Linked DNA regions of Homo sapiens: regions 2 and 3 are each linked to region 1. A link is a contact called in ENCODE Hi-C or POLR2A ChIA-PET data. All regions are on one chromosome and are shown on one strand. The core of a region is the stretch at or near the end of the contact, and the rest is flanking DNA. Distances in the headings are between cores, read along the strand shown.

The links. Hi-C counts contacts between places; a loop is a spot of excess contacts on that map. ChIA-PET counts read pairs that join two places held with the same protein, here RNA polymerase II (POLR2A). Pooled maps may share reads with other maps.
Region 2: a loop to region 1 is called in a pooled map, with 2.9 times the contacts of the local background. The contact joins the promoter of IFI30 here to the promoter of GDF15 in region 1. A Hi-C loop is called at or near these places in 1 of 168 maps with a recorded cell type or tissue (CD14-positive monocyte), 1 of 37 single-sample maps with no recorded cell type and 6 of 50 pooled maps. POLR2A ChIA-PET finds 5 or more read pairs at or near these places in 4 of 52 experiments (A549, B cell, GM12878 and 1 more).
Region 3: a pooled map shows a loop between it and region 1 (4-fold over the local background). The contact joins the promoter of UBA52 here to the promoter of GDF15 in region 1. A Hi-C loop is called at or near these places in 2 of 50 pooled maps. POLR2A ChIA-PET finds 5 or more read pairs at or near these places in 5 of 52 experiments (AG04450, HEK293, HepG2 and 2 more).

What each region holds. Positions count from the first base shown.
Region 1 is chr19:18,383,772-18,387,881 of GRCh38, reverse strand. It overlaps GDF15 (growth differentiation factor 15), which reads right to left and starts at 1,724. Exons shown (of 2, transcript NM_004864.4): 1 at 1,416-1,724. The coding sequence starts at 1,692. MIR3189 (microRNA 3189) reads right to left here and starts at 1,320; the gene lies at 1,248-1,320. RefSeq lists enhancers at 1,600-1,769, 1,358-2,180.
Region 2 is chr19:18,171,907-18,176,016 of GRCh38, reverse strand. It overlaps IFI30 (IFI30 lysosomal thiol reductase), which reads right to left and starts at 2,204. Exons shown (of 7, transcript NM_006332.5): 1 at 2,044-2,204; 2 at 795-977; 3 at 632-706; 4 at 320-412. The coding sequence starts at 2,175. RefSeq lists enhancers at 977-1,642, 1,770-1,839 and a silencer at 2,150-2,459.
Region 3 is chr19:18,569,395-18,573,504 of GRCh38, reverse strand. It overlaps UBA52 (ubiquitin A-52 residue ribosomal protein fusion product 1), which reads right to left and starts at 1,648. Exons shown (of 5, transcript NM_001033930.3): 1 at 1,596-1,648; 2 at 102-212. The coding sequence starts at 204. RefSeq lists enhancers at 283-959, 1,598-1,937, 2,148-2,267, 1,638-2,314.

The DNA.
Region 1 (4,110 bases), core at 475-2,974:
CCACTGCACTCCAGCCTGGGCAACAGAGGAAGACTCCCTCTCAAAAAAAAAAAAAAAAAAAAAAAAAAGGGCATTTCTCCCCTTGAATCTCCTGAATCTCAGTATGGCTGGCTCCTCCTCTTCCTTCCAGCCTGCCTAAAATAGGAAGCACCCTATTTTATTTCCTTGTGTATCATTCATATTCCCTACTTAGAATCTTAGCTTGGTTGACACTGTGCCTGGCACACAATAGGTGCTTAGTAAATACTTGAAGGAATTAATGTATATCTGATATTCAGGCAGCCTGAGATTCCAACCATGGCTCTGCTTTTCTTCTGGCAGTCAAAAACTTACTTGCTTCACTTATTTATTTATTTATTATGGTCTTGCTGTTACCCAGGCTGGAGTGCAGTGGGGCACTCATGGCTCAGTGCAGCCTCAATCTCCTGGATTCAAGTGCTCCTCCCGCCTCAGCCTCCTGAATAACTGAGACTACAGGCACACACCATCATGTCTGGCTAATTTTTTTTAAACATTTTTGGTAGAGATGGATTCTCGCTATACTGCCCAGGCTGCAATGTTCTGGCCTAAAGCGATGCTCCCACCTTGGCCTCCTAAAGTGCTGGGATTACAGGTGTAATCCCGAGAAATGAAGAGTGCCAAACCCATCACATTCCAGACTACTGAGCCTCTAGGAATCACAGCCCCTCAGGCTGGTACAAGTGTTAGGGAGACTGGGGAGACTGGGGTTTGAGGGTGCCTTAACCTAGTTGCTAGGCTTAGCAAGGGTGAGAGGTTTGCCGGAGTCACACGGCACAGATGGGTTTAGGGCGGGCTAAGAGTGTGCCCCTCTGCCTGCCCCCTCCTGGGTCCCACCACAGCCCAGACCTCATCCAGTGCCCTGCACCCCTGGAGCCTCCATGGAGGGCACAGAGATGGGGAAAATACTCTCCTCCTCCCCTAACAAGTCGCTCGTTGCATGTGACTTTAGCAGTGCCTTGACAAGCGATTTCATCAGATTCAGAACCAGCTCCAGCTGGCTCTGCCCATCACAAACTTCTATCCATGCACCACACCCCCATTGTTTCTCTTGGATCCTGGCCCCAGCCCAGGTCAGGGACCATGCCCACACCGCACGCCCGACCCCGTCCCCGGGTTTCCCAGGTGCTGTGCACATTCAGGAGGGTCCCTGGCATCCCTGTACCTCAGTTTCCCCATTTGCAACTTGGGGACAGGTTATAACCTCCCACGTTGTGGGTGCAAATCAGGCATCGGCTACCCCATCAGACCCAAGGGGATCCAGGATATTCCTACCCAGGGCACAGATGGGGCAACTGAGGCTCAAAGGTAGGTCTGGGCTTTTCAAGATGAGGAATCCCTGATTAGATATGGGGGCTGCTTGGGGGGTGGGAGGGGATCTCTAAGATTTCACTTACCTTCTGGCGTGAGTATCCGGACTGCAGGGGCCGGGACGAGGTCGGTGTTCGAATCTTCCCAGCTCTGGTTGGCCCGCAGCCTGGTTAGCAGGTCCTCGTAGCGTTTCCGCAACTCTCGGAATCTGGAGTCTTCGGAGTGCAACTCTGAGGGTCCCGGGAAACTTGCGCGGCTCGCCTCGGCCAGAGACAGGGCGCCCCCATGCGGCAGCCACGAGAGCACCAGCAACACCAGGAGCATCTGAGAGCCATTCACCGTCCTGAGTTCTTGCCCGGGCATGGCTGTGCAGGTTGCGGCTCTGAGCTGGGACTGACCAGATGCTGCCGGACCGGCCTTTATAGTCCCCGGACTTTGTCCGTCTCCGCCTGCTCAGTCCCGCCCTCCTCCCCCTGCCTGCAGAGTAAACACTCCAATGACCACAGCTGGGCGGGGTCTGGGGGTGTATTTAGGGGGAGGATCTTTAGGTGGGGGCGCTCCTAGTAAAGCTAGGGCACATTTCTGGGCCTCAGTATCCTCTTCCTCGATATGAGGACACCATTCCAGCCTGGGAGTCTTTTTGGAGGAAAAAAAGACATTGTTACTATGTGAAAAATTCCAGACAAGAGTTTAAGAGGTGGCTGTCTATGCCCATGGGATTTCCTCTCTTCTCTTTTTGGTTGGGGTCAAAGGCTAAAGATGGTGAAAAACAAAGGAAGCAGAGGAGAACGGGCTAGATGGAGCCAGGAAGGGCAACCTTGATGTGTCATGCCTCTCTGCCATGCCTGTTTCCTCACCAGGAAAAAAAGGACTGAGACTCTCACTGGAGAGGTGGTCAAATGAGGGGTAAAGCACAGGGCCAGACACATAGGAGGCACTTGATAAACTGGGTGTTATTGCAGTTACTCATCCTCCTCTGGAGAACTCCTACTCATTCTTCAAAACTCTACGCAAAAAGCCCCTCTTCCAGGAAGTCTTCTCCAACATTATCTTTCCAGTCTAAGCAGGGTGCTCCCAAACCCCATCCTTTTGTCTGGCTCAGCGCTCACCTTGAAGCCATCCTCACAGGATTCATAATTCTGGGGGCCAGGCATGGTGGCTTATGTCAGTAATCTCAGCACTTTGGGAGGCCGAGGTGGGTGGATTGTTTGAGCCCAGGAGTTCGAGACAAGTCTGGGCAAGATGGCAATACCTCATCTCTAAAAAAAAGAATTCTGCGCCGGGCACGGTGGCTCTCGCCTGTAATCCCAGCACTTTGGGAGGCCGAGGCACGTGGATCATCTGACGTCAAGAGTTCTAGACTAGCCTGACCAACATGGAGAAACCCTGTCTCTACTAAATATACAAAATTAGCTGGGCTTGGTGGTGGGATTACATGCCTGTAATCCCAGCTACTCGAGAGGCTGAAGCAAGAGAATCGCTTGAACCCAGAGGGCGGAGGTTGCAGTGAGCCAAGTTTTCACCATTGCACTTCCGCCTGATCAACAAGAGCAAAACTCTGTCTCAAAAAAAAAGAATTCTGGACAGAAACTTAGTTATAATTAAGCACTAATCAGGCTGCACTTTGACCCACTTCCTTGTGACCGCAAGTTGCTTGTAGCACCTGATACCGACCATTTGCTATAGATGTGATTTCCGACCTTAGAATCATAAGACTTTTTAGAAGAATTTCTTAAGATGTTTTTGAAATCCTTAACCAATGACACCCACCAGTGTGAAGACCCCACAGAGGAACGGAATCTGCATGAGAATACAGTTTCTTACTGTCTGTGACTTCACCTCCTGCACTCTTTCACCAAGCAATGACCTCCACACTTCAGCCCACTCCAAAATCCTTAAAAATTAAAACTCTAGCCCCTGGCCAGGTGCAGTGGCTCACGCCTGTAATCCCAGCACTTTGGGAGGCCAAGGCGGGCGGATCACCTGAGGTCAGGAGTTCGAGACCAGCCTGACCAACATGATGAAACCCTGTCTCTACTAAAAAATTTCAGAAATTAACCGGTCGTGGTGGCACATGCCTGTAATCCCAGCTGCTCGGGAGCCTGAGGCAGGAGAATCGCTTGAACCCAGGAGGCGGAGGTTGCAGTGAGCTGAGATCATGCCATTGCACTCCAACCTGCAAGCTCCAGCTCCCAGGTTCATGCTATTCTCCTGCCTCAGCCTCCTGAGTAGCTGGGACTATGAGCACCCCCCACCACGCCTGGCTAATTTTTTTTTGTATTTTTAGTAGAGATGGGGTTTCACCGTGTTAGCTAGGATGGTCTCAATCTCCTGACCTTGTGATCCGCTGGCCTCGGCCTCCCAAAGTACTGGGATTAGAGGCGTGAGCCACCACGGCCGGCTGACTCCATCTTAAAAAAATATATATATTTGTATATATACATTTATATGGCCCCAAACTCCTCCTCCTGGAAATGGATTTGAGGTTCCCTCCTATCTCCTCATTGGGTGGCCCTAGGATTAAATCTCTTTTTTTTTTTTTTTTTGAGACGGAGTTTCTCTCTGTCCCCCAGGTTGGAGTGCAGTGGCACAATCTCGGCTCACTGCAACCTCCGCCTCCTGCCTCAGCCTACTGAGTAGCTGGGATTACAGTCATGCGCCACCACACCTGGCTAATTTTTGTGTTTTTAGTAGAGACGGTGATTCACCATGTTGGCCAGGCAGGTCTCGAACTCTTGACCTCAAGTCATCCGTCGGCCTCTGCCTCTAAAGTGTGGGGAT
Region 2 (4,110 bases), core at 955-3,454, 210 kb after region 1:
ACAAAAATTAGCTGGGCATGGTGGCACACAACTGTAATCCCAGCTACTCAGGAGGCTGAGGCTGGAGAATCACTTGAACCCTGGAGGTGGAGGTTGCAGTGAGCTGGGATTGCGCCACTGCATTCCAGCCTGGGCGACAGAGCGAGACTCTGTCTCAAGAAAAAATAAAAAAATAAATAAAATAAAGAAGGGTAGTTGTTTTCCTGGGCTGCACAGACAGCAGTGGTCAGGGCTAGGACTTGAATTTGGGTCTGCCTGGATGCAGGGAAGGTTACCACCCATGTCCCCCTCCTTGGGTGGAGTGAGGGGCGTCACTCACTAGTGGCAGACTTCTCTCCATGTCCTCAAACTCTTCCATGCAGACAATGGTCAGGAAGGCTAGCTCCATGTCAAGTTCATCCAACACGCAGGCCTGGGGTTTGGAGAGGGGGCAGGAGAGGGCATGAAGAGGGCCTAGGGTACCCTGACACCCTCTCGTAATAATCACCAGTACCCACCCAGGAGATAGGGAATAAAGATGTGATTAAATGGGAGCACACGAGGCAGAAGACAGAGCTGGCATCCTCGTATTTGCCTCCTGTACGTGGGACAGTTTTCCCCCACCCCAGTGTGGGGCCCTGGGGCCGCTCACCTCCACCTTGTTGAATTTGCACTCCTCTTCTCCATGCTGGCACTTGAACTCCCACCTGCCACTGACATTTTGTTCCTGCAAGGCAGCAGGGTGAGAGCCTGCTGGTAGGCTGGGTCCCCTGCTCCCCTGCCCACGTGCCTCAGTTTCCCCAGCGCCCACACACCTGTGCGTTTCCGTAGGGCACCAGCGTGACATTGAGGATCTCCATGACCAACAGCCATGTTGGGAAGAGCTCCCGGATCAGGAAGGCTCGGCAGCCACCGCACAGTGCTTCATAGTAGAGGGTCACATTGACAAGCGGTGCATTGGACTTCTTCAGGGGCCCCCGCAGGTATAGATTGCCTGTCTGTGGATTAGGAAGGCGTGGGAGGCAGGTGTAGCCCTGGGCAGTTCCCCACTTCTCTCAACCCCACTTGGTAGTCTTGTAGAAAGGGGGCTGTGATACGCAATTCATCTTGCACGCCTTCCAGAACTTGCCAGGTGGAATCTTGACTTTGAGACTTTTTTTTTTTTTTTTGAGATGGAGTCTCACTGTCGCTAGGCTGGTGTGCTGCGGCACGATCTCGGCTCACTGCAACACCCGACTCCCTGGTTCAAGCAATTGTCCTGCCTCAGCCTCCTGAGTAGCTGGGATTATAGGCACATGCCACCACACCCAGCTAATTTTTGTATTTTTAGTAGAGACAGGGTTTCTCCATGTAGGCCAGAATGGTCTCGAACTCCTGACCTCGTGATCTGCCTGCCTCAGACTTCCAAAGTGTTGGGATTACAGGCATGAGCCACCGCCTCCGGCCTTGGCCCATGCTCATTTCTTGTCACTTCACCTGGAGACCTTGCCTCTGAGCTGAGCAAGGGATCCACGTGAACCCTTTCCAAGTCCGACTGAATAGAGGCGGCACCTAATAGGTGCTGACTTCCGGCTTCAGCTGAGGGGTGGCGGGTGGCCCATGTCGCTGGAGCGGTGAGCAAGTCGCTCAGCCTCTAGGGCATCTGCCTAATAGGTCCCAAAGACACGCGAGCCCTGCCCTGGCTGGAATGAATGCATCAAGGGTAGCAGCAAGAATGCATGCCGGCGGCCCTTGGCCAGCTGCTGAACTTGTGCCCTGGGCCACAAAAGGAGACCCCAGCTCCTGCCCCAAAAGTACACAGTAGGCGCTCATTGAACCCTTGGGCGGGACTAGGCGGGTGGAGGCAGCTGCGCCTCTCAGATGCGGGATGCGAAAGCGAAACGGCACGGAGGGAGTGTGGCCGCAGCGCCGGGAACTGAACAGGGTTTTTCCAGGAACCCGGCAGGGACAGCGTCCCCTCGGGGCCCTGGTCTTCCCCTGTGAAGTCTGGGGAGAAAGAAGGAGCCGCGTGCCCCGACAGGGCGCCTGTTCCCTCCAGCCTGCCCGCCCTGTCGCCGTCCCTACCTTGTAGTTAACTGGTGGCCCATTCCCAAAGAAGTCTAACGCTTGCAGAGGGGACGCCTGCACCGCCGCCGTGGGGACGTCCAGCAGCAGCAGCAGCGGTGGCAGGAACAGCAGAAGTGGCGACAGGGTCATCGCAGCAGGGGCAAAGGTGTGGCGACTGCAGCGGCTGCCTGGGAAATAAGCGCCTTTAACCAGGCGGCGGTCCCGCCCCTAACCCGGGCCCGCCTCCCGATGCCCACGCCCCTCGGGTCCCGGGCCAGCGTCTCTCCCTCCTCCACTCCTTCCTCTGAGTGTCCCACCCCCACCCCTGCCAGGTGCTGGGTCCCCAGTCACGAGGCCATTGGGCCCCTTGGCAATCAGCCCTGCCCAGGCACGTGAGCCCTGGCGCAAGACTACCTTTAGGGGAGGTGAGGTGGGGCCTTTGAGACAGACACAGGCTGAGAGGAATGGTGGTGTCTCCACGCACCCCTAGACCTTCTAGGGGCGGCTAGGGGACTTGAGGCCCGAGACCCACTCTCAGAGTGGGCCTGTGACCTAACAGGGGTGACGTCGGATGGAGGCTGGGGATGGGATGGAGGCCGGGGTTTTGGGGGAGTAACTGAAATATTCAGGCCCCCGAGAGTGGGCAAGGCCTGTGTGGCCAGGTCTCCTCCCTCCAGTCTCGCCCGTGACCTCCCTCACACCCAACCCCCACATCCTGCCCCTCAACCCTTCCCCCCTCAAACTCCTGACCCCGACGCTCCAGACCCCTCACCGTGGTCCCGTGGGACTGACTCAGGCTTGACCACAGCCACGCCGGAAAGCAGAAGCTGGCGCAGGGAGTGGCGTGTCATTTCTCTAGGGTACCCACCCAGCCCCACTTCTGGCTTGGGGTGAAGAGAACTGGCCTTCCTTCTTTTCATCGTTCAAGGCTTGTGGGGGGTGGGGGGCAACCTGGCCTTCAAGGGACGCCCATGGGGGAGAGAGGCAGCCTGTGCTGTCTGGGATAGGGGTGGGGTGGCTTGGAGTCCACCTGGCTTTGGATTTGAGTGACAGAGCCTCAGCTTTCCCTTCTGTGTAATGGGGAGAAGGATAAGGTTTGGGGAACAAGAGTCACCATGGAGGGCTCAGAGGCAGGTGGGGGAGAGTTGTCCCAGGCTGGGGCTTCTGGATGGCATGGTCAGGCCTTGGTGCCTACACAGGACAGTGGCCCCAACAGTGAAGGCAGAGAGAATAGCCTGGAAAAAAGGCCCAGATGGAGGCTGGAGTGTTGGGGGAATAACTGAGACATTCCAACCCTGCCAGGCCTTACATTCAGGGCAAGACACATCGGATCCTAGGGAAGAAAATGTCCCACACCCAGCTGGAAGATATACCTGAGTCCCCAGCTGTGCCCCCCTCTAGTTGTGGGGAAGACCCTGGCCACACACACAGTAGCTGGTTTGGGAGCCGGAGCTTCTCTGAAGTCCCAGTGGCTGGATGGTCCCCGAGCCCATCCCTCAGACGACCAAACCGTTGGCAAAGGCTCCCCAAGACTCACCACCCCAACTTTGGTGCTTACCCTATGCCGGGTGGGATTGAAGAAATAACCATAAATATAATTGCTACAATTTTTCCAGTAGTTACCAGGCACCAGCCCTATTGGAAGAAATCATAAATGTAACCCTACAATGTATTGCTCTCTGGCTTGGTGCCAGGCATAGAGTGGGCCTACAACCCATTTTATCATTGAACCCTCAGAAGCATCCAGTTGGGGCTGGGGGTAGGTGCTACTGACTCCAGCTGGTAACAAATAAATGGCTGATCAGAGAGGGAAGGCTATTTTGCCAAGGACACACAGCCAGTGGTTGAGTGTTTTTAGAGACCACACGGGATATTCTCTTCCACCCCCAGCTCAGCATAGCTGGGATCATAAAGATGGCAACCTTTCTCCTGTGAGCACCTATGCAGTGAGAGGCACAATCTGGGCTGGAGTTATTTATGGGTTATCTCCAGACAGGACACATGGCAGGGACAGTGCCTGGCAAGGCTAGGGGGCTCTGAGGCTAAGGGAGGCAGGTCCTGTCCCAAGGTCCCAGCAGTAGACTG
Region 3 (4,110 bases), core at 399-2,898, 190 kb before region 1:
ACAGATCTAAAGTCAGCACAACCCACACAGGACTGAGACTCCCCTGGGCAGAGAGGGACTCCCAGTTCACAGCCAGAGCCCCCACACCCAGCCCTACTCACCCTCCTTGTCTTGAATTTTGGCTTTGACATTCTCAATGGTGTCACTGGGCTCGACCTCAAGGGTGATGGTTTTGCCAGTGAGGGTCTTCACAAAGATCTGCATGTTTGCGTCTGCAGGAGGAAGGGAGGCAGGATAGACTGGTGAGCAATGCATGCCTGAGTAGCACAAGCTCAGGTGCCTACACCACAGTTGCTATCCCTTTGCCTGCACCAAGTCCAACTGGTCCTGCCCCAGTACCTGTCTTCCTTTCACTCCTCCAAGCCTGGCCCTGCTAGGCTTCTCACACACCCTGGCCTGTAGTCTAAACATGTCCTGGAACTAAAGACCACATGTCCTCCACCCTCCTGACCGCACGGGTGCTCTTCAGGAACACAGACTGTGGTTATTCTCCTTAGGTTTAGCGGCGGAAGGACTCGTCAGTATCTCCTGATGGAATAAGTACCCTTTGGCATCATCTTGCTAGATCCATCTTCCCTGAAGGCGGTCCCACCCTCTTCCACGGCAGCCAGGTCCTGATCTGCACAGGCTGCTCCTGCTGCCAGCCTGGATGGGAAGCCATCCCCTACAACACACATGCCTTCCTGTCGCAGCCTCTCTCCTCTCTAACTCCAAGCTGGAGCACCCAACACTCTTAGCTTCCTTCTCAATTACACCAAAACTCTCCAGACCCCACTTCTTGCCTTGACCCCAAACCACGAACATCACTTAGTATCTACCAACCACCTGCCAAGCATTGTTCACATATAAAAGTTGACTTAAAAAGACAAAGAATCGACCGGGCGCAGGGGCTCATGCCTGTAATCCCAGCACTTTGGAAGGCCGAGGCAGACGGATCATTTGAGGTCAAGAGTTCAAGATGAGCCTGGCTAACATGGTGAAACTCCGTCTCTACTAAAACTACAAAAATCAACTGGGCGTGGTGGCAGGCGCCTATAATCCCAGCTACTCGGGAGGCTGAGGCAGAAGAATCGCTCGAGCCCGGGAGGTGGAGATTGCAGTGAGCCGAGACCGCACCACTGAACTCCAGCTTAGGCGACAGAGCAAGACTCCATCTGAAAAAAATACAAATAGTCTAAAGAAAAGTCTAAAAAGCAGACACTACCACCAGCTCCTCCTTACAGACGTAGTAATGGAGCCAGGTATGAAGACTCAGCTCGAGAAATTTAGTATTTCCAAAGCGACTGACGCAGTGACTGGCAGAGTTAACGCTACACGCTCAATACCCCTCTCTCATTAACTCGGATCTGCCCCGAGGACCTCTTCCCGCCCGAGGCCTCGTGGGGTCACGCTGGCAGGCAGAGCAGGCAGGCTCCTCTCCAAAACGGCGCTCGCCTCCTGGGCCCCGGTCTGGGCTCCGAGCCGTGGCCTCGCGAGCCCTGCCCAGCCACCCTGCCGAGACTGGCCCGCATGAGCCAGCTCAGGGCCGCCTCTTCTGCCGCCCAGGCCCCTGCAGCCTCCCGCAGCCCCCAACCCGCTCTCGGCCCGGCGCGAACCCGCACGACCGCCGCCACCAACCAGCTCGGCCGCCTCGCTGAAGAAAAAGAAGATAGCGGAACCGGAAACCACCTAATCGCCGCCGAAAGCGCTTGCGCACGGAGCACGCCGGACGCCTGCGTCACAATTCGCGCCGCGCCTTGGGCCCCGCCCTGCCGCCATCTTGGATGCTGGCGAACGAAGCCGCAGCGCACGTGGGTGAAGGTCGCCCACCCGCTTCCGGTTGTGGGCCCCGCCCGCCGAGTCACTTGAGACGATTGCACCTCTCCCCGTGTTTGCGTCCGCTGCCTCTAGGCCACTGACAACCGCTGGCGGTTGGCGGGCCCTCAGCGAATAGCTGAACGGAGTAGAGGAGAATGTTTTCTAATAAAGCAAAGGTATTAAGCAGAGGACTGCGGGTCCAGGACGCAGGAGTCGGGGCTGGGAAAGCACCTAACACCTGGAATCGGTTATTATAAAGCTCTCGGCCGCTGTGCCTGAATGGATTTCAGGACAGCAGCAGGGAGAGCAGACGGTACTACCGCATTCGCCCAGAAAGGTGGTGGTGCCTGACAAAAGGTGTCAAGCGGGACTCAGGATTTTTTTTTTTTTTTTTTTTGAGACGGAGTTTCGCTCTCGTTGCCCAGGCTGTAGTGCAATGGCGCGATCTCGGCTCACCGCAACCTCCGCCTCCTGGGTTCAAGCAATTCTCCTGCCTCAGCCTCCCGAGTAGCTGCGATTACAAGTGTGCGACACCATGCCTGGCCACTTTTGTATTTTTAGTAGAGACGGGGTTTCTCCATGTTGGTCAGGCTGGTCTCAAACTCGCGACCTCAGGTGATCCGCCCGCCTTGGCCTCCCAAAGTGCTGGGATTACAGACGTGAGCCACTGCAGTGTCTCTTTTCAGTGTAGGATCCAGATTTGTGGGTGGTTAAAAAGTGCCAGGGCGGGACCTGGGTCCGGTGACTCACGCCTGCACTTTGGGAGGCCGAGATGTGCGGATCACCTGAGGTCGGGAGTTCGAGACGAGCCTGACCAACATGGAGAAACCGCATCTCTACTAAAAATACAAAATTAGCTGGGCGTGGTGGCGCATGCCTGTAATCCCAGCTACTCAGGAGGCTGAGGCAGGAGAATCGCTTGAACCCGGGAGGCAGAGGTTGCAATTAGCCGAGAGAGTGCCATTGCACTACAGCCTGGGCAACAAGAGCAAAACTCCGTCTCAAAAAAGAAAAAAAAAATTACAAAAATTTTTCAGGTGTGGTGGCGGGTGCCTGTAATCCCAGCTACTCAGGAGGCTGAGGCAGGAGAATCGCTTGAATCCGGGAGGTGGAGGTTGCAGTGAGCTGAGTTCACGCCACTGCACCCAGCCTGGGTGACAGAGTGAGACTCCATCTCAAAAAAAAAAAAAAAAAAAAAAAGTGCCACGGCGGGTGCAGTGGTTCACACTTGTAATCCCAGCACTTTGGAAGGTCAAAGAGGGAGGATTACTTGAGGTCAGGAATTCACGACCAGCCTGGAAGACATAGTGAGACCCTGTCTCTACAAAAAAAAGTTTTATTTTGAACTATCCAGGTGTGGTGGTGCGCACCTGCAGTCCCAGCTACTTCGGAGGCAGGAGGATTGCCTGAACCCATAGGTTTGAGATTGCAGTGACCCATGATTCAGCCACTGCACTCCAGCCTGGGCAACAGAGAGGTGCTGTCTCAAAAACAAAACAAAAAAAAAAAGTGCTGAGTACAGAGAAGATGGGGAGCAATGAGAAGTTACCTATAGGCTTAACAGGGGTACCTGTTTATTTCCTTGAACATTTGCAGGCACTACTATACCAGGCAAAAGCAGACACTCTCACGTCTGGGAAGATGCCTTTAAGAACCTAATTTCCTTTTCTTTTTTGAGACAACAGTTTTGGTCTTTTTGCCCAGGCTAGAGTGCAGTGGTGCGATCTTGGCTCACTGCAACCTCTGCCTCCTGGATTCAAGCAATTCTGCCTCAGCCTCCCAAGTAGCTGGGATTACAGGTGTACACCACCACACCCAGCTAATTTTTATATTTTTGGTAGAGATGGGGTTTCACCATGTTGGCCAGGCTGGTCTCGAACTCCTGACCTCAGGTGATCCACCCACCTCGGCCTCCCAAAGTGCTGGGATTACAGGCATGAGCCACCAAGCCCGGTCATAACAACATAATTTCTAAGTACTCAGAAGATGAGGTAACCCTGGGAGTGTGTCTGATGGGGAATGGATCTAGTGTGGCTCCCCTATCTGGAGGAAGGCTGAGATCTGGAGAAGGAATTATGAAATGAGGATGGGAACACTAGTATTGTGAGCAGTGACAGCAGCGTGAGGGAAGACCTAGCTGGTGACGGGAACTTGGGTTGTTATAGCTCCCACCAGGGGGGGTTCCAAAAAAGGGCCACATCTCTTTCTAGCCCTGTAGTGCCTGATTGTCTGCACCTCCCTCCAGCAGGGCCCCCAGCCCCACATCCAGCACTTGCCCTCCTTTTGGGTTGCTTGGCTTAAGGACTGAAGAAG